Regions from separate parts of the Homo sapiens genome. Here region 2 is linked to region 1. Evidence: read pairs that join two places in POLR2A ChIA-PET (ENCODE). Cell type or tissue: Panc1. All regions are shown on one strand. Links, peaks and the distances in the headings refer to the core of each region. The heading gives the core; the rest is flanking DNA.

The links. Peaks named below come from ENCODE experiments on the same cell type or tissue, not always from the same donor. Only the 100,000 strongest peaks of a DNase experiment are listed, where the experiment ranks them.
Region 2: POLR2A ChIA-PET joins it to region 1 with 5 read pairs; 3 of 35 experiments call an interaction of 5 or more read pairs at or near these places.

What each region holds. Positions count from the first base shown.
Region 1 is chr1:44,655,507-44,666,436 of GRCh38, forward strand. It overlaps TMEM53 (transmembrane protein 53), which reads right to left. Exons shown (of 3, transcript NM_024587.4): 2 at 4,668-4,789. Among named protein-coding and RNA genes, the nearest start is that of SNORD145, 10 kb to the right of the region's middle. RefSeq lists an enhancer at 9,384-9,463. In Panc1, for the core only: no CTCF peak of the experiment used is centred there; no DNase peak of the experiment used is centred there.
Region 2 is chr1:44,890,548-44,901,477 of GRCh38, forward strand. It overlaps EIF2B3 (eukaryotic translation initiation factor 2B subunit gamma), which reads right to left. Exons shown (of 12, transcript NM_020365.5): 6 at 6,808-6,897. Among named protein-coding and RNA genes, the nearest start is that of PTCH2, 53 kb to the left of the region's middle. In Panc1, for the core only: no CTCF peak of the experiment used is centred there; a DNase peak (open chromatin) is centred at 4,214.

The DNA.
Region 1 (10,930 bases), core at 3,816-7,815:
AGACACCTGGGCTGACCAGAGGAAGTCTCTTTACTCTGGTTCCCTCCTGTCTGTGCCCCGCACTCCCATCCTAGGCCTTGCACATTTGGGATGGGGCCTCACTGCTTGGCTATACCCTGTCCCAGCACCTCAGATCTGCACTGTCCCTACCTCCCAGACAGAAGTAGTACCCCCATGAGACCAGTACCCGAGAGCTGGCCTGCAGGCGCCAGCCCTGACCACCAGAGGCCACTTCTGAGCCAGGCCCACATCACTTTCATCACTGGTCACTGTCACCTTCCCTCTCTCCCAGGCTCCTAAAAACAGAGTCCATACTCTCTGGACTCAGGGACCTGACACTCAAATGTCCCTGGTTCCCCGGCCTGGGATCACTCCTCATATCTGCCCTGAAATTCCAAATACAGTAAACACTTGTTCCTCGAATTCTATAATCTGGGCCCAAACTCCCTCTAGGTTTCTATATTCCTCACGCTTGGGCCAAGGGTGCCACAATCTCCACACAGGTCCCCTTCTAGGTCAGTTAGAAAAGCCACCATGCCTGGCTCCTAATCCCCTCTCATCCTCCTGTTCAGAGACAAAGGGCCCTTTGTCAGGGGAATGTGACTTTGGAGAGTGCTGGGGTCAGACAGGTCCGGGTTCAACTCCTGGCACCACTATGTATCAATAGTAAGAACAAGGAGCAGCTTACTACTTTCTGAGTCTGGGTCCCCATCTATAAGATTACGGTGAAATTGGGATAACACCCACCTCATAAGGTTATGGGTAAAATTAGATGAAAAAAAATGTATCTCAAATGATCAAAGCAGTACCTGACACAAAGTAAACTCTCAACCAACAGCAGCAGTAATTAGTGATGTGGTAGTGACAAGGAGAAAATCGTATGGCCACAGTAGTTAAATGACCCATGGCTAAACAGGGATGGTCAGCAGAGGTACCTTGCCATCAGCCGCCTGACCTCCTAGCCCTGGAGTGCCTAAGCATCCCTCCCAAGACTCTGAAGAGGAGGCTGCTTAAGGCCACCCACATTCTCCCAAATGCTCAAATCTGACAGAGGCCTTTCAGTCCCCACTGTATGTTTCTCCCTGGCAGCATCTGGAATCACACACTCCTAGAAATATTATCTTGCAGCCCAGTCTCTTCAATAAGCCAGTAACATGAAAAAAGGGGCTGTTCTATAGCCTGGACGACATAGGGAGACCCCATCTCTAAAAAAGAAAAAAAAAATGGTTGGGCACAGTGGCTCACACCTGTAATCCCAACACTTTGGGAGGCTGAGGTGGGCAGATGACGAAGTCAGGAGTTCGAGACCAGCCTCACCAACATGATGAAACCCCGTCTCTACTAAAAATACACAAATTAGCCAGGCGTAGTGGCACATGCCTCTAATCCCAGACACCTGGGAGTCTGAGGCAGCAGAATTGCTTGAACCCAGGAGGCAGAGGTTGCAGTGAGCCGGGATCACGCCATTGCACTCCAGCCTGGGCGACAGAGCAAGACTCTCTCTCAAAAAAAAAAAAAGAACAACAACAAAAAAAATACTAGCTTGGCGTGGTGGTGCATGCCTGCAGTCCCAGCTACTCGGGAGGCTGGAGGCAGAATGATTGCTTGAGCCCAAGAGTTGAGGCTGCAGTGAGCTATGATTGCACCACTGCACTCCAGCCTGGGTGACAGAGTGAGACCTTGAATCTAAAATCAGGTGGGGAGGGGAAGAGTTCTGGATTTAAAAGAGCCTTAAGAAGAAACAAAATAACTAGATGCAATGTGTGATCTTAGATTGGATCCTGTTTGGGGCACATCCGCTGTAAAGGATGCTTTAGGGACAATTAGGGAATCTGAATATGGACTGGAAACTAAATGAGATCAAACAAGAAGGTGGAGATCATGATCTGAAAAAAGCAGGATACAAAGCAGTAGATTCAATAGGTCTCATGTAGGTAAAGAGAAGATATACCCCCCCAAAAAGCTGGAAGGATATACACTAAGTGTAAATAGAGGTCATCTCTAGGTGCTAGAATATGGTGTTTTTGTTTTGTTTTGCTTGTTTTGTTTGAGACAGGGTCTCACTCTATCACCCAGGCTGGAGTGTAGTGGCACGATCACAGCTCACTGCAGCCTCAACTTTCCAGGCTCAGGTGATCCTCCCACCTCAGACTCCCAAGTAGCTAAGACTACAGACACGCACCACCGTGCCTGGCTAATTGTTTCAATTTTTTTTGTGGAGATCAGGTTTCACCATGCTGTTTAGGCCGGTCTCAAACTCCTAGGCTCAAGTGATCCTCCTTTCTGAGCCTCCCAAAGTGCTGGGATTACAGGCATGAGCCACAGCATCCACCTTGTTTTCTTTTAAATAATAAAATATTAGAGTTTTGGGTTGGACTTTTTTTTTTTCTCTACATTCATCCTGTCCTCCCTATTGGAAAGTCTTCCTTTCCAAGACTACCCCTCCCCCAACCCTGCAACCTCAACACCTCTGCCTTCTCTGGGATCTTACTCCATCTACTTTCTCCCTCATGCCTTCTGCCCAAGTAGCATCTTTACCCCTGCCCTGTACAACGGCCCATTTCCCAAAGACTCTGCAGATTCTGCCACACCTTCCTGGGTTTTCATATCCATCTCTGGCCACTCCTCCTTTCCTTGTAGGACCCTCTTCATCTTCCACTCCATTAAGTTTGGGTTCCTCAGGACTGTCCTAGGCCCTCTTCTGTCCCTCTACACACTCCCTGGGGGATCTCATCCACTCCAGAGCCTATGGATTCTCTTCTAGTGTTCCGGTCTCAAAAAACACACCCCCCTCTACCCAGGAGGTGCCCAGCCAGAAACCTGGCATTACCCTGGGAACCTCCCTATCCCTGTGCCCATGCCCAATCTCTCATTAAACTACCATTCTACCTCCTGACAAACTCCTCAATCCATCACCTTACCTCTACCGACACCCCCAACTCCAAGGTCCTGACTACCCTCTATCCCTGGATCATGGCAAGCCCCTCTAAACTCACTTCTGGCTTCCTGCCCCACCCCTCCAATCTCCCCGCTACTCTGCAGCAAGGAACTTTGTTTATTTTGAGACAGGGTCTCACTTTGTTGCCCAGGCTAGAGTGCAGTGGTGCGACTTCGGCTCACTGCAACCTCCACCTCCCAGGTTCAAGCGATCCCTACCACCTCAGCCTCCCTGGTAGCTGGGACTACAGGTGTGCGCCACCATGCCTGGCTAATTTTTGTATTTTTAGTAGAGATGGGGTTTCACCATGTTGGCCAGGCTGGTCTTGAACTCCTGACCTCAAGTGATCTGCCCGCCTCAGCCTTCCAAAGTGCTGGGATTATAGACATGAGTCACTGCGCCAGGCCAAAAGGGACTTTCTGATTCACGAATCTAACATCACATCCCTGCTTAAATACCCTGAGGACCCCCTCCAAGCCCCACCTCTTGCCGGGTACCTGTCCCTTCATTCTTCATCCCAGCCATACTTGACTATTCCTGGTCCCCCTGCCTGCCCTCAAGGATCTCAGGCTAATGAAGAAGCCAGACAAGCCGAGCCCAGTGAGCAGAACTCGCAGCTGAAACTGCCCGCAGTGAGGCTGTCTGTAAAAAGCAACACCAGAGCCCCAGCCTCGGAGGTCGGGGAGAGACTTCAAGCTCAGAACTACATTTTCCCCCAGTCTCTCTCCCATTCCAGGGCCACCACACACCTCAGTCAGGCGGGATGTGGACGTGGGTGAGTGGAGGGATGCTGAGGGAAAGGGGGCTCAGCTGGCCTTTCTCCCAGGTGCCCCCCCACTGCTCAGTCCAAGGCTTCCAGCTGGCAGTTGGAGCTGTCTGTATGGGTACCCCTGCAGGAGGCTGTTTGGGGGAGAGATCTGGGCTGAGGAGGGGAAGGTGGAGCTGGAGGCCCAAGATGTGAGAGAGGCTTCCAAAATATAACCAGGTCCTGCTAAGGCCCTCTGCAGTTACCACAGTCTCTATATCCAACCTTGGTTGGATGAGAAGAAGCGTGAATCTCTTTTCCAAGAGGCCCTACTAGTCTGGGAATGTGAAAGGTGCCATGGGCAGTCATAAGACAGAAACTCACCTGGTGGGAAAGGAGGAGGTCCTGGGAGTACAAGCTATGTCCAGACACCCAGCCCTGGCTCCTGCTGCCCGCAGAGGCACTGGCCAGTTAATAGGGACTGGAGCCTGGGCTGACTCTACAACTGTAGGGCACATCAAGGGTGGGCTGCCCATTGTGGAATGCAGGGAGGAAGGAAGGGGAAGCCATCAGGAGACCAAAGGGGTCACGCCAGGCCACAGAGCTGGCAGCCAAGTGGGGATAATCCCACCAAGTCCCTATAACCCCATGGCCTTCCTCACAGGCTTTTTTTTTTTTTTTTTTTTTTGAGACGGAATCTCACCCTGTCACCCAGGCTGGAGTGCAATGGCACAATCTCTGCTCATGCAACCTCCACCTCCTGGGCTCAAGCGATTCTCCTGCCTCAGCCTCCCAAGTAGCTGGGATTACAGGCACGTGCCACCAGGCCGGCTAATTTTTGTATTTTTAGTAGAGACAGGGTTTGACCATGTTGGCCAGGCTGGTCTCGAACTCTAGAGGCTGTTCTTAAAGCCATTCCCAGTCCTGCCTCAAAGGTGGTCAGCCCTCACGGCAGCCCAGGGGAGAGGGCACCAGAGTACTCACCCTTTTGTGGTAGATGGCACTGTACTTGGCAAGGTTCTTGTCCTTGCAGCCACCCCAGCCCAAGAGAATCACCACAGGCTGCCGAGTTTCTGCCTCCTTCCCACCTGGGCTGGGGCTGTTCTCTGAAACACAGATGTGGACTGTCAACACCAGAGCTGGGGTGGGGGCGGGGGTGACTGCCCAATCCAGAGTCAGCAGCACTCCGGCTGCTGCAGGCAGGGAACAACGGGTGCCAGGCCCAGGCATCCTGCCAGCACGCATGCACCAGTTCCCACCCCGTGCTGCTCCAGCTGCCTTTCTGCAGGAGGCACCATGGGGTCACCGGACAAACCAACACAAGGGCACCTTTCTTTAGAGACTCGAAGACAGCCCAAGTGAGGAAAGTAAATACCTTGTCCACGCCCTTTCCTCTTCTGATCCAGGGCTCAGCGAACTACAACCCCGGGGCCAAACTGAGCCCACTGCCTATTTTTGTATGGCCTGCGAGCTAAACTAATTTTCACATTTTTAAATGGTTAAAAAAAAAATCGGCTGGGCGCGGTGGCTCACGCCTGTAATCCCAGCACTTTGGGAGGCCGAGGCGGACGGATCGTGAGGTCAGGAGATTGAGACCATCCTGGCTAAGACAAAAAAATACAAAAAAAAAAAAATTAGCCGTGCGTGGTGGCAGGTGCCTGTAGTCCCAGCTACTCAGGAGGCCAAGGCAGGAGAATGGCATGAACCTGGGAGGCGGAGCTTGCCGTGAGCCGAGATTGAGCCACTGCACTCCAGCCTGGGCAACAGAGTGAGACTCTGTCTCAAAAAAAAAAAAAAAATCAAAAGAATATTTTGTGACACGTGAAAATTATATGGAATTTAAATTTCATTGTCCACAAATAAACTTTTATTGGAACATGCCACACTTATCATTTACTTAGGGTCTATGGCTACTTTTACACTAAGAACAGCAGAGTAGAGTAGTTACAACAAGATCGAGCGACTCACAAAGCCTAAAATATTGACTGGCCCTTTACAGAAAAAGTTTGCCAGCCCCTGTTCTAATTCCATGAGCAGATGGAAGAAGAGGGTCTTTTCTGAGATGGAGTCTTGCTCTGTCACCCAGGCTGGAGGGCAGTGGCACGATCTCAGCTCAGGGCAACCTCCATCTCCCGGGTTCAAGCAATTCTCCTGCCTCGGCCTACTGAGTGGCTGGGATTATAGGCACCCACCACCATGTGCAGCTTTCTTTTTCTTTTTTTTTTTTTAAGAGTAAAAAAGGGGGTTTGCCATGTTGGCCAGGCTGGTCTCGAACTCCTGACCTCAAGTGATCTGCCCACCTCAGCCTCCCGGGAACAAGAAAGTCTTAAAAGGAGAAATGGATAGGACAGTGCAGGCAGGGACATGAGGCTGACTCTGGCCCATACCAAGCCACCTACCCTGTCCTGCCAGAGAATAGCCTATATTTATTGAGGTTTAACCCTTATAACAATACTCTAAGGCAGGTCCTCTTATTACAGATGAAGAAACTGAGGCAGAGTGAGGTTAAGGTACTTGTCTAAGCAAAGTGTAGGGCTGGGAATCTGGCCCCTGCTCCCCACCCTAAACTACTCCAGCACCATCTGTGCTGCCACCCCATCCACAGCTGGTGATATGCTAAGAGGCACAAACCAGCCGCCACCACCACCAGGGCTGCCTTTGAGGAAGCCTCCCTGCAACCTTGTCAAACAGACCTCATCTCATTTCCCCTGCAAAGTGAATACCCGCCCCCTCAGGGGGACTTCTGTACAAGGACCGTCTGTAGCCAGTTAATCTGCCCTCCCAAAAGGGCCGGCATGCACCCTTCCAAGGACCAAGCCACTTGGCTATGCTCAGCTGCCACCCTGAAATTTATGGATGCCGGTGGTGACCTGGCAACAGTAAATTTCAAGGCTAGTTAAGAGGATGGTAAATATAAATCACTAACCTTTGGACAAAAGGAAGACAACAATTTCCTGTGGAAATTAATGTGATTGAAAAGTTCAATGTTCCTGCTCTCTAGTGGTGGTGACTCTGGCCTTCGGAGATTAACTGCCCGCACCGGTGGGGGTCCCAGGCCTGGCTGCAACTCAGCCTGGAGCAGAAGCTGCCAAAGCCTCAGTCCCCTGCTGACACCTGCCAGCCCTCCCGGCCTCCACAGGTGCTGGCTCGGCCTCTGATAAGGGAGACAGTCCCACAGGTCTATCTCAAGCAGCTCCAAATATTCTCACCACTTTTCTCAGCCTAGTGTCCCCATCTTCTGCCAGATGGCTCTTCACCTGCACTGGCCTTTCTGGTGGAGAGGCCCTGGGCCTCAGTGGGGCCCCAGGCCAACCTTGCTGGGTCTGACTCTGCCCACGAGGCTCAGGCTGCGGCGGCCTCATGGAGGGTAATCAGCAGCTACCGTTTGAACCTGCTTTTGCATCTTCGAGACCCAGCAACTCAATTTCCAAGACCCTGTTCTGGGAGGCTCCCTTACCTCTGCAGCTGTCTGAGAACAGGCTCCCCCTCCCCTGCCTACAGGGTTGCCCCCATGTGCCACCACCGAGACACCAGCAAAGGGCTTTGGGATTTATCGCAAATACAGAGAAAGCAACCAAGGGAGGTCACATCCCCTGGCAGCCACGGGATGTCAAGGCCAGCCCCCACCAGCAGAGATGGTGCACTCCCAATTGCCAGAGGTTCAAACAGCTGCTGCTGGGCCTCCCAACTGCCCCTCCTCCTGAGGCTGGGATTTGTAACTCCGTTTTGCTGGCAACCTTGGCTTTACCAACTCAGGCAGGAATGACTCTTCACCCTCCATGAAGGCGAAGAAACCCTCAGAATTCTGGCACCCTGGAGAGACTGCCTACTCCCATAGCCCAAGCTTTCTGTAATATTCTTTATTGATTTCTTTATTTTTGGAGATAGGGTCTCGCTCTGTTGCCCAAGCTGGAGTGCAGTGGCACAATCACAGCTCACTGCAGCCTCAACCTCCTTGGGCTCAAGCGATCCTTCTACCTCTGACTTCTGAGTAGTTGGGACCACAGGCACGTGCCACCATGGCCCGGCTCATTTAAAAACACTTTTGTTGTTGTTGTTGTTGTTGTTTGAGAAGGAGTTTCACTTTTTCGCCCAGGCTGGAGTGAAGTGGCGCGATCTTGGCTCACTGCAACCTCCGCCCCCTGGGTTCAAGAGATTCCCCTGCCTCAGCCTCCTGAGTAGCTGGGACTATAGGTGCCCACCACCACACCTGGCTAATTTTTGTATTTTCAGTAGAGATGGGGTTTCACCATGTTGACCAGGCTGGTGTCGAACTCCTGAGCTCAGGCAATCCACCCGCCTCAGCCTCCCAAAGTGCTAGATTACAGGCGTGAGCCACCGCACCTGGCCAAAAGTCATTGCTATGGCTATTGTTATTCATTGCCACATCAGGATCATGATTCTTCCACCCTCTTGTACAAACTCCTCCCCTTTTCTTACTTATTCCACTGGCCGTATCACCCTCTCCCCTTCCTGCTGCTGACATCTGCAGGCCTCTGGCAGCTAACTTTGAGGCACTGAAAACTTTGGCCCCTGGCTGGATCTCCCACTCTATTCAGACTTACCAGAACCCTGTACAAGCAATCAAATATACCTTGTTCCTAAACCACTAAAAACTTCTCCAGCAAAAAGTGCTAACACACACAGCATGATGTGTCAGGCACTATTGTAAGCATTTTACATATCAACTCATTTATTATTCACAACACACCTGTAATCCCAGCACTTTGGGAGGCCAAAGCAGGCAGATCACTTGAGCCCAAGAGTTCAAGACCAGGTTAGGCAACATGGCGAAACCTCATCTCTATAAAAATTAGTTGGGCAAGGTGGCACACGCCTGTAGTCCCAGCTCCTCAGGGTGCTGAGGCAGGAGGATAGCTTAAGCCCAGGAGATCAAGGCTGCAGTGAGCCATGATCATGCCACTGTACTCCAGCCTGGGTGACAGAATGAGACCTTATTATAAAAAAAAAAAAAAAAAAGCCAGGTGTGGTAGCTCACGCATGTAATCCCAGCAATTTGGGAGGCCAAGACAAGCTGATCACCTGAGGTCAGGAGTTCAAGACCAGCCTGACCAACATGGAGAAACCTCATCTCTACTAAAAATACAAAAATCAGCCGGACGTGGTGGCACATGCCTGTAATCCCAGCTACTCAGGAGGCTGAGGCAGGAGAATCGCTTGAACCTGGTGGTGGGGAGGTTGCGGTGAGCCGAGATCGCGCCATTGCACTCCAGCCTGGGCAACAAGAGCGAAACTCCATCTCAAAAAAAAAAAAAAAAATTGCAATACTCTTATGAGCAAGAATTCTCATTTTACAGACGAAAACCTGAGGCACATACGAAACGGCTTGCTCAGGGTTACATAACTAACAAGCAGTGAAGCTGAAATCCAAACCCAGCTGGTCTAACTCTAAAGACCAGCTTGTATCCGCTATCCTAGCCAGCCCTGTAGATAACAAAACCATCTCCATCACCTCAGCTCCAAACCTGTATACATGGCTGCCTCCTGTACATCAAGAGACCCCATAAATGACCTCATCTACCTGCTTCTCCCAGCCAGAACTTCAATATATGCTGCCTCATTTGGTCTTGCAACCATCCTAGGAGTTAGCTACTATTACTATCCCCATTTTACATAAGAGAAAACTAAAACACAGAGAGGGGAAGTCCCTTTCCCCCAAGAACACACAGCCAGGAAGCAGCAGAGCCAGCGCCCACTATCCGGACCAGCGTGCTCTACCGCCTCCACCACCGCGACCTTGCACTTGCTCTCTGCTCTCCAGCCCACGATGCTGATGCTCCGTGTTCATGCTTTGCTAATGCCCATTCCACCTATAGAATCAGCTCACTACTTACTTCCAGGAAGCCTTCCTTGACGCCCTCCCCAACCCCTTCTCACCACCCCCCACCCCAAACCATCAGACTGAGTGAGGTGCCCCTCCTCTGTACTGCCACAGCACCCACCACCACACCACTGCACTTAACACACACTATACTGACATCATCAGGAACAGGTAGGAGGCTACTGTAAAATTCAAGGCAAGAGATGGTGAAGGCCTGAACCAGAGCAGTGGAGAGACAGATAGGGAGGGGTAGAAATGACAGGAAGAAAACGGTCACAAGAATTCTGGAACATGTATCAAAAGTCTCAAAAACATGCAATCTTTGCCGGGCGCAGTGGCACAAGCCTATAATCCCAGTATTTTGGAAGGCCGAGGCAGGTAGATCACTTGAGGTCAGGAGTTGGGGACCAGCCTGACCAACATGGTGAAACCCCGTCTCTACTAAATACAAAAAATTAGCTGGGCACGGTGGTGGGGGCCTGTAATCCCAGCTACTTGGGAGGCTGAGGCAGAGAATCACTTGAACCCAGGAGGCGGAGGTTGCAGTAAGCAGAGATTGCACCATTGCACTCCAGCCAGGGCAACAAGAGCGAAACTCCATCTCAAAAAAAAAAAAAAAACATGCAATCTTTGACTTGGTAATTCCACTTATAAGAAAGAAAAACGTTAAATCATGGAGAAATATTCAATAATACATTAAGCAGATCATAGACATAAATGTAAGAGCTGAAACTACAAAACTGTTAGACGAGAACATATGAGTAAATCTTTGGATTAAGTAGCAGTTTCATAGACATGCCACCAAAAGTACAAGGAACAAACAAACAAAAGAGATAAATTGAGACTTCATCAAAATAAAAACTTTTTATTTCAAAGGACATAATCCAAAAAAAGTGAAAAAAAGAAAAACCCCACAGCATGGAGAAAATATTTGCAAATCATGTATCTGATAAGGGAGTAATATCCAGAATACAGAGAAAACTCCTAAAACTCAACAGCAAAAAGTAAACCCAACTCAAAAATTGGCAAAGGACCTGAATATATTAAGCAGGTCTTTCTCCAAAGAAGATTTACAAATGGCCAATAAGCACATAAAAACATGCTCAACATCATAGCCATTAGGGAAATCAAAATCAAAGCCACTATGAGGTATCTCTTTATACCCAGGATGGCTATAATTAAAAAGTCAGATAATAAACAAGTGTTGGTTGTGGATGAAACCAGGACCCTCATACACTGCTGGTGGAAATGCATAATGGTGCAGCCACTTTGGAAAACAGTATGGCAGATCCTCAAAAAAATTAAATGTAGAGTTACCACATGATCCCACAATTTCACTACTAGGGATACATCCAGGAGAGCTAAAAATATACATCCACATGAAAACTTGCCCATGAATGTTCAT
Region 2 (10,930 bases), core at 2,479-6,478, 230 kb after region 1:
TTGGTCTAAATTAGGCAGGTCAGATATTAGGTTTGCTAAATGCCTTAAGGTCATAAACTGCTTTGACTTTCGAAAATTCCTTCCAAAGCATATATGTTTTTTTTCCCCAAGGTATAGGCTCTGGGTCTGGGGGGTTGCAGTGTGGAGATCTACCTGTCTTGCACCCACCCAAGACCACGACTCTGTCTATAAGTTGCCCTAATAAATCATCCAAAACTGTCAAACTAGATTTGTCTGCCTTCTTCTTTGGTTTCTCAGCTCCTTCTGCATTTGGGGGTTGCTTTGTGATAAATGGCCCTTTCACAAAACAGCCTGACTTCTTCTTCCACTCCTCACATATAATCAATCACCAAGCACTGCTGATTCTATCCCCTAAATCTCTGTCAAGACTTTCAACTTCTCTTCATCTTTACTGCCACTGCCTGGTCCAGACTACTGTCATCATTTGCCTGGATTCCTGTACCTGCTTTTAATTGGTCTCTCTCCCTCTAGTTTTATCCACAAAATCTATCCTTCATACGGTAGATGGGAAAAAAAAGAGACTTTTTTTAAATTTTTAAATTTTTTTAAAGATGGTCTCATTCTGTCACCCAGGCTGCTGGAGTGCAGTGGTGTTATCATGGCTCACTGCAGCTTTGACCTCCTGGGCTCAAGTAATCCTCCCACCTCAGCCTCCTAAGTAGCTGGGACTACAGGCATGTGCCACCATGCTAATTTTTTTATTTTTAAATTTGTTGTAGAGATGAGGTCTCCCTAAGTTGCCCAGGCTGGTCGTGAACTCCTGGGTTCCAGTGATCCTCCTGCCTACCTCCAAGTAATCCTTCCTGCTTCAGCCTCCCAAAGTGCTGGGAATACAGGCATGAGCCACCGCACCCAGCTGACAGAATATTTCTGAAGTACAATCTGATCATGTCTCTTCTTCCTTCAATCCATCCTCTATTTTGTAGACACAGTGATTTTTCTAAAGTACAAATCTCATCCCATCTCCTTACACTTATTTAATGCTCAGGATAGTGATTACTTTTGTGTATGTGGTGGGGTAGGGGGATAGAATGAGGGGAGTTTCTGGAATTCTGGCAATGTTCTGTTTCTTAACCTGAATATAGTACTCATAAGGTATGTTCACTTTGTGAAAATTTATCAAGTCATAACACCCTTCTCAAATATGATCTCTGCTTGGAAGCCTTTTATAACATTTGTAGGCTTCTATGCTCTCACAGTAAAGACAGTTATATGTACTGCTTTTTGATCATGTGTGAGGAGGTATCATGTCTGAGGTACTATGCTAGGAAAATAATACAGATCATTTCAAGTTCTTATAGCAATGCTTATGATAGGTATTACTATTCTTATTTTATGTTTTGTAATTTTTGTAGAGATGGCATCTTGCTATGTTGCCTAGGCTGGTCTGGAACTCCTGAGTTCAGCCCATCCTCCCACTTTAGCCTCCCAAAATGCTGGGATTACAGGCGTGAGCTATTGCACCTGGCCCCTATTTTATAAAGAAGGAAATCAAGGCTTAGAGAGGTTAACTATCTTGCCTAGGGTTAATACAACTTTTATAACTGATAGAATTGAAAGTCACTCCACATCTGTCCTATAGTCCATGGCTCTTTCCACTATACCATATTAACTAGCATCTTGTGCTTAGTTCAACCAAAGCACTTTCCACAGGATTTAGAATTCTCTGCTTGCTGTCTCTTTACCCATAAACACACAGATTTTTGGATACAGAAGGTAGAGCTTTCTTGGCTGGGCCTGGTAGCTCACACTTGTAATCCCAGCTCTTTGGGAGGCCTAGGTGGGAGGATCTCTTGAGCCGAGGAGTTTGAGACCAGCCTGGGCAACATATTGAGACCCCATCTCTACAAAAAATAAGAAAATTAGCCAGTCATGGTGGTGAGTGCCTGTAGTCCCAGTTACTCGGGAGGCTGAGGAGGGAGGATCACTTAAGCCCAGGAGGTGGAGGCTGCAGTGAGCTGTTATCACACCACTGCACTCCACTCCAGCCTGGCGAAAGAGCAAGATCCTGTCTCTTAAAAAAAAAAAGTAAAGCTTTCCTAATTTGGAAATGTAATGAATTCTAAATACGTTTCTCTATTACTAATATTACTAATATTTCTAGAAGTCCCAGAGATAAAAATGAATGCAACTAGGAAGTTCAAAGGAGACTACCTTGATTTAATCTTGGCAGCACCTGCATCTTCAGATATCAGTATGCAGCCACCCAATAACAGCCCTGTTGAGAAGGTGTGTAAGTCACATACTCTTAGCTTAATTTTGTTGTTATTGAAGTAAAGGACACATTGTGCAATCTCTAGGACATCTAAGGATATGTAAGGAAACCAAGTACAGCCAAATCAATGGATGCCTGAACTGAACAGTAAGAAACCAAGACTACTACTGCCAGCCTCTCACAGCACTATCTGGTCCCTCATCTCTGCTTATCTCCACTCTGCTGTCTTGTGCTTACTCGTGGCTTTCTAGCTATTCTACACTTTCATCTTTTTTAATTTTTAACTTTCTTTTAGAGACAGGGTCTCTTTCTGTCTACCAGGCTGGAGTGCAGTGGTGCCATCATATATAGCTCACTGTAGCATCAACCTCATGGGCTCAAGTGGTCCTCCTGCCTCAGCCTCCTGAGTAGGTGAGACTAGAGGTATATGCCATCATGCCCAGCTAACATAACTTCATTTTGTATGTGGCTTTAATTATTACCTTGATTCTGACCTTGCCATGGCTGCCTATCCCCAACTCTTGACTTCACTTTGTGGGTCCTATCCTTATTTCTCTGTATCCTGACATAGCTGAGGCAAGGAAGTTGTGACTGCTCTGTTACTCTTTCAAGTGCAAATCATGTGCATGTGCATATAAGCATGTTGGCAACAGAGATATCCGACATCTGTGGTGGATGTTGCTGGCAATCAATTAAACAGTGATGGATTTTGTTGAGGCTGTGGCTGCATGATATTGAGCAAATGACTTTTGAGCATTATCTTCCTCTATAATATGAGTATAATACCTAATGAGAGAACTATTGTAAGAAATGAATATATGTGAAAAGCACCCAGCACAGTGCCTGGTACACAGTAGGTGGTTAAATTTTCTTCTTTCCTCTCTCTTCCTGCTCTGAAGGTCCAACCCCAAGACTGTAAGTACTGCATGGCAATATCAGATTCTAACACTATAAGAGGCTGACTGTAACCGTGGATACTTCTGGACAAGAAGGAAGTAATCAGCCTCAATTCTCCCTGTTAAGGAGACTAATCTTTAAGTCTCTTAAAGAGAGAAAGATAAATGGGGCTGGTGGGGGTGGGGAGCGGGGGAGGTTCTATACTAAAAGGAAATCAAGACTAATCCTGGTATACATTGCCTGGTATATATTGCCCATGGCTTTAGCTCACAAAGCTGGCATATTGGCATATTGCTTGAGTCCTTCATAGGGCCAGTGACAATCTAGGGCCCTGACTCAGGTCTAGGAGCAGCTCCTACTAAGGCAAGCAAAGAGCTGGGCCAATACCTGGGCTTCTAGATCTCCTAAGAGATCAGCTTCTTTAGGCTTAAACCAGCTGACATTATAAAACAGGGAGGAACACTCAGTTATCAAGAGGAATCACAGTCACAATACTCAGACTAAGATCTGCTTTGGCCCTGGACACAGAATCCAACACATTTTGAATTAAAATGTTCAAGAGATTCTGTGGAACATTCATCTATCATACTACACTCAGAAGTGGATAAAAAACTTGTAAAATGTGTACAGTTACTAAATTCTCATCAAAGAGAGTACAGATTTTCTTCTCTCTGCAGCTCTCCCTGTAGCTTTTCTGCTTGGTCAACTGTAGAAACCCACCTCTCTTCTTCCACTATTAATGTATTAATACTAAACTGCTTCTGTTATCTGTCACTACATCTCCTTTCCCTCATTCACCAAGTATATAATGAATGCCTTACAAATCCAGGTAGATATCCATTCTCAAAGAATTTGAGTGGAAAATGTTAACATGTAAACAAATAACAAAACCTAAGTGTGACTTTATTGAAAACATGATGCTTTTCTACATAAATAACACAGGGTAGAATATGTTAACTCTCAGAGGTAAAATATAACAAAGGATTGCTACAACAGTCCTTTCTTGAAGCTGTGTCTCCTAGGTTTACTCTTTCCTTTCCATTCCTAAAGGAGTCATCATCTGATGACCAGATGATTATAAGTGCCTCCTACTTATCTTGAAGAAATCTCTTTCCCATGCAGAATGGTTTATGTTCACTTGCCAGGTTGTATCATTGCTCATTTCCTGTAAGACTATTCTGTTTAAAGATCTGTAACTCCCTGCTCAGCTTTCAAGACCTTCTACATGCTGCTACCTACCACCAACCAATTCAATCCCATCTCCCACAACCTTTCAAAGACCTTCACTATTCCAGCCAGGAGTAAAGACTGTCCCTCAAGTAACATTCTAATTTGCCCTGCTGTGCCTTTTTACTTTTTCCAATATATTGAAATATATCAATTTTCAATATATGCTCTTTGATTGTAGCGACTCTGAGAGGTCAAGGTAGATGCGGGGAGGAAAGAGATAAGGGTCTCCTAAACAGATCTTGAGGTGGGGAAACAGTATGTGCTGAGGCTCTGTATCATTCTCTACTGCAGCAGGTTCTGGGAAAGTCCCATTTGGCAGAGCTTCTGGCCAGGACCTATAGCCATATCACAAACTTCAGGCTTGTCCTCAAGGTACACACACCATTGTGTTACACTTGCCAGGTGTGGGAATAACTAACTGGTAGTGGCCAAATGAACTACAAATAAGCTATAACAACCAGGATGAGATGACTAGGTTTGCTGTAAAACTGCCTGCATATACAGACACCAAAAGCCACAATCCTCTTTGATAGTATTAAGAAAGCACTGTCAGTTTTTTGAAGGTGTGATAATGATATTAAGGTATTTATTTAAAAAAAGCCTCTCTCTCTCTCTCTCTATATATATATATGTACATATACATAAAATATATATCTATTTTAAATATCCTTATCCTGGAAGCGTCCTTATATTTTAACTATACATGCTGAAATATATTTACAGATGAAATTATATCAAAATATTTACAGATGAAATTATATCAAAATGCCTTGCTTTAAAACAATTTAGGGTAATGGGGGGAGAGAAACGGTGGCATATATAAAACAAAATTGACAATGAGTTGATAATTGTTGAAACTGTGTGATGGATACATGGGAGTTCATTATTTTCTTTACTTTTGCATTTATGTGAAATTTTCCATAGTAAATCATTTTTTAAAAAGTCATCCTTTCTAACACAGTTGTGTTCTCTTCTGCCTATCAAGGCCTAGGCTCATTTCATATGGCTTCATTTTTATTTGGGAGTGAAAAATAAACCCTTCAATGGCCAAGAGTTAATTTCATTTTTGGAATACAAACAGCTTAGACTGGTCACTGAGAAATAGCTCTTGGATCACCCTCTAAATCTTGGCAACAAGTTACCCTGCTATCTAAAAAGCAAGGTCTCCACATTCCACCATGAGCTTAGGCTGTAATTTCCATGAGGGCAGGGCCATATCTGTTTATTTATCATTGATCCCATGGTTGATCTAGCACAATGCCTGGCTCATAATGGGTGCTTAATAAGTATGTGTAGATGGAATGAAAACATTTTTCAGAGGTCAGAAGGGAGCAGGGCAACTGTGTCCTTGGTAGGGGAAACAGAGCTATAACAATCCTTGGGAAAGCTTTCTAAAAGTCCAAATGATTTGTTTTACCATTGGCTCTACATGGGCCTCTCCACAGGAACTTAGCAAGTGTTGTGGGGGGGTGACAGGTAGGACACTGCAAGAAAGATCATACTGGGCAGGGGAGCAATCCTCCTTCCTCTTAATATTCCGATATATATTCAAGTCCATCAGCCAAAGGCAGAGCTAGCATTTAAACTCAGGTTCTCAAATTCTTTTCTCCAGATGGTCGGAGATACCTCTTGCTACTGTGGTATCTGTTCACCTAGATAAGTTTCCGCCTTGGATAGCACTGGTGAACTTTCCAAACTTATCCAGCAGTCATCAAGGGAAGCTAGCTGCTCCTATTCTTAACCATGCAGTTATTAAATCTTTTTCCACCTGTTCCTTTGAGGACTGTAGCTGCTTTTCTTATAAAAAATCCTTGAGATCAACTGCAAAAGGGGTTTTCTCTTTGAAAACTCAAGTCCGGTGATCTGCCAGACACAATCTCTGGAAACTATTTAAGTCCTACAATTCTGTTCTAAAACAAACAAACAAAAAAATCAGAAAATGTGCCAAATTTTGTTTCTCTGCACTCACTGAAGTGGGCTTCTTTTCTAAAATTGGGGGGAAACTTGCTCTCCTTTTTCTCTTCTATGGTTAAGTCTGTAGCCCTTTGCTAAGAGGGCCCATCTACAGGATAACTGCCTAGGAGAACATGTAATTAGAGACAAACAGCATAAGGGCTGTGGAGCTCACTCCTGTCAAAGGAGGGAAGAAGAGCCTGGAACTGGGCAGAAAGAGGCATCATGGGTTACCGTTAAGTGTTACAAAATATTTTGCTGATTTATTATAACACACGCTGCAAAAATATAAGCAGGGGACTCTGTGGTACAGATAAAACAACACTATATTGATGACATAATTTCATTTCTAAAACAAAAATGAGAACTAACTGTGCTATTGTGCTAATTTTAGAAACTGGTTATCTAAATTATGAAGGTTTAAAATTTAAGGAATTCACAAAGTAGCTTGTTAAGTACTGTAGGTTTGACTCTACCACCCTTTTTCTTACCCATTTTCCATTAGGAAATCCACGATGTATTTTTTCAAACAGTAGAGGTGGGCATCCACAAGACCCGTGTGGAAACGTATTCTAGGATGCCTGCAAAAAAATAAAAAATAAAAGAAAGAAAGAAGAGGCTCACAATCAGGTAACATGGTCTCCATTCTATTATCAGGTAGTAGGCACTGGTAAGTTTATGAGGGTCAGAGGCATGCTGCCTACATCTCTTTCTGGGGAGACCAGGACAGTGGACCCCAGCCCTGACTCTACCACATAAAAGGTGTTTTCCCTAGAAACCCTATGGCATACTTTCTGAGGCTTTTACGATTCTAAAGAAATCTGGTGAGACATCATATCACTGATAATCTACCTTCTTCTATTTGATCGTTAACTTTTTTTTTTTTTTTTTTTGAGACAGTCTTGCTTTGTTGCCTAGGCTGGAGTGCAGTGGCGTGATCTCGGCTCACTGCAAGCTCCGTCTCCCAGGCTCAAGCAATTCTTGTGCCTCAGCCTACCGAGTAGCTGAAACTATAGTTGTACACCACCATGCCCAGCTAATTTTTGTATTTTAGTAGAGATGGGGTTTCACCATGTTGGCCAGGCTGGTCTCGAACTCCTGGTCTCAAGTGATCCACCCACCTCAGCCTCCCAGAGTGGTTGGATTACAGGTGTGAGCCACCACACCTGGCCTCTATTATAAATTCCTACACACAATTCTTATAACAAACATTTTCCTGCTTCTACCCTAATTATCCTATTTTCCTCAGACCATGCCATGCTTTCTTTTGCCTCCACAATTTGGTATGTATTCTCCATCTTCACAGAAGATGGAGTAAAATTCTATGAATAATCCTAACTTGCTACTCTTATTTATTCCTCAGGACTCACCCCAGGATACACTTCCTCTAGGAATCCTTCACTGACAACAGTGAAGTTTGTGCTCCCACAAAACTTGGTATCTACCTCTATTGGATAACTTAACATATAGTAAAGAAATAGACTATTTACTTGTCTCTCTCTCTCCCACTAGACTGAAATTCAGTAGAGCAGAGATTTATCTTCACATCCTTAGCACTTAGCATTGTGCCTGACACAGAGTAAATGTCCAATAAATAGTTGTTGAATAAACAAATAAATGAATAAATGAGGTCAAATTAAGGCATCTGCCTAGGTGTAAAAAATGCCATGCTTGTAATGTTTGAGGTCATTCTATTTAATAAAAATAAATACACAGGGAAGGGGAGTATGGTTAAAAAAAAAAAAGAAGATTCCAGTCATAGATGCCTGGTTGTCTTCTAACTCTGTGTTGCTTGGCTTCGACTGCCTTGTAGGTTTTTATGTTTACTTTTAGAGACAGGGTCTTGCTCTGACTGGAGATAGCCACTTGCCTAGGCTGGAGTGCAGTGGCACAATGATTGCTCACTGTAGCCTCTACCTCCTGGGCTCAAGTGATCCTCCTGCCTCAGCCTCCTGTAGCTGGCACTGCAGGCATGCATCACTACAGCTGGCTAATTTTTTTTATTTTTGGTAGAGACAAGGTCTCGCTATGTTGCCCAGGCTGGTCTTGAACTCCTGAGCTCAAGCAATCCCCCTACCTCAGCCTCCCAAGCAGCTAGGACCACAGGAGCAAGCTGCCACACCTGGCTAATTTTGTATTTTTGTATGGGGCTTCACCATGTTGCCTAGGCTAATCTTGAACTCCCAGCCTCAAGCGATACTTGTATCTTGCCCTCTAAAAGTGCTGGGATTACAGGCATGAGCCACTGCATTCAGCCTATGTCTTAAACAAAACAAAACAAAATGAAACAAAACAAACAGCTTTATGGAAGTGTCATTTACATACCATAAAATTCACCTGTTTTAGACATACAATTTAATGATTTTTAGAAAATGTACAGAGCTATAAAACTATCACCACAATCCAGTTACAGAACATTTCTTTTACTCAAATAAGATCTCACATGACTGTTTATAATCAAACATTCCCCTTTCCATCTGATTAAAGAGCTTCTGCACAGCAAAAGAAACTACTGTTCTGTAAACAGACAACCTACAGAAATGGGAGGAAATATTCTCAAACTATGCAAATGACAAAGGTGTAATATCAAGCATCTATAAAGAACTTAAATCAACAAGCAAAAAACAACCCCATTAAAGGGTGGGCAAAGGACATAAACAGACACTTCTCAAAAGAAGACATACAGGCAGACAACAAACACATGAAGAAATGCTCAATATCACTAATCATCAGAGAAATATGAATCAAAGCCACAATGAGATACCACCTCATGCCAGTCAGAATGGCTACTATTAAAAAGTCAAACAACAACAACAACAACAGATGCCGGTGAGACTGTGGAGAAAAAGAAATGTTTATATACTGTTGGTGGGAATGTAAACTAGTTCAGCCACTGTGGAAAGCAGTTTGGAGATATTTCAAAGAACTAAAACTAGAACTACCTCTCAACCAGCAATCCATTACTGGGTATATATCCAAAGGAAAAGAAATTGTTCTACCAAAAAGACAAGTGTACTTGCATGTTCATCACAGTACTAGTCACAATAGCAAAGACATGGATTCAACCTAGGTGCCCATCAACAGTGGACTGGATAAAGAAAATGTAGTGCAATATATATCATGAAATACTATGCAGCTATAAAAAAGAACAAAATCATGTCCTTTGCAGCAACATGGATGCAGCTGGAGGCCACTATCCTAAGCAAAGTAATGTAGAAACAGAAAACCAGATATTACATGGTCTCACTTATAAGTGGGAGCTAAACACTGAATACACATGGACATTAAGATGGGAACAAAAGTCTGGGAACAGTGGCTCACACCTGTAATCCCAGCACTTTGGGAAGCCAAGGTGGGTGGATCACTTGAGGTTAGGAGTTTGAGAACAGTCTGGCCAACGCAGTGAAACCCCATCTCTACTAACAATACAAAAATTAGCTGGGTGTGCTGGCGGATACCTGTAATCCCAGCTACTCAGGAGGGTGAGGCAGGATAATTGCTTGCACCCGGGAGGTAGAGGTTGCAGTTAGCTGATAACATGCCACTGCACTCCAGCCTGGGCAACAGAGCGAGAATCATCTCAAAAAAAAAAAAAAAAAAAAAAAGGGAACAACAGACAACAAGGATACACAACCAGGGGGAGGGAGGAGAGCAAGAGTTGAAAAAATACCTGTTTTGTTCTATGCTCACTACCTGGGTGATGGGTTCAATCGCACCCAAATCTCACCATCACACAATATACCATGTAACATACTTGCACATCTAAATAACAGTTGAAATAATAATTTAAAAAAAACCAATCCCCTTTCTTATCACATCTCAGGCAATCATTAATCTGCCTCCTGTCTCTATAGATTTATAGATTTGCTTTTTCTGTCACTTAAAAAAAACTGCAGCCATTCTAATGGGTGTGAAGCAGTATCATCAAAGTTTTGGTCTGCATTTCCCTATGACATGATGTTGAGGATCTTTTCATGTGCTTGTTAGCCATTTGTGTATTTTCTTTGGTGAAATGTTCATTCAAGTCTTTTGCCTATTTTGAAATTAGGCTGTTAGTGATTTTTTTGAGTTGGAAGAGTTCTTATCTTTTCATTTCCTTATTTTCTTTCTTTTCTCAGAGACAGGGTTTCGCTCCATCACCCAGGCATGATCAAAACTGCAGCCTAGAACTCCTGGGCTCAAGTGATCCTAATGCCTCAGTTTCCCAAAGAGGTGGGACTACAGGTTCGTGCCATGCCTGGCTAATTGAAAAAAAAATTTTTTTTTTTTGAGACGGAGTTTTGCTCTTGTTGCCCAGGCTGGAGTGGAATGGCGTGATCTCGGCTCACTGCAACCCCTGCCTCCCAGGTTTAAGCAATTCTCCTGCCTCAGCCTCCATAGGAGGTGAGATTACAAGCGCCCACCACCATGCCCAACTAATTTTTGTATTTTCAGTAGAGATGGGGTTTTGCCATGTTGGCCAGGCTGGTCTCAAACTCCTGACCTCAGGTGATCCACCCGCCTCGGCCTCCCAAAGTGTTGGGATTACAGGCGTGAGCCACTGCGCCCAGTCCCTTTAAGATTTTTTTATAGAGATAGGGTCTCACTTTGTTGCCCAGGCTCTTCTCAAACTCC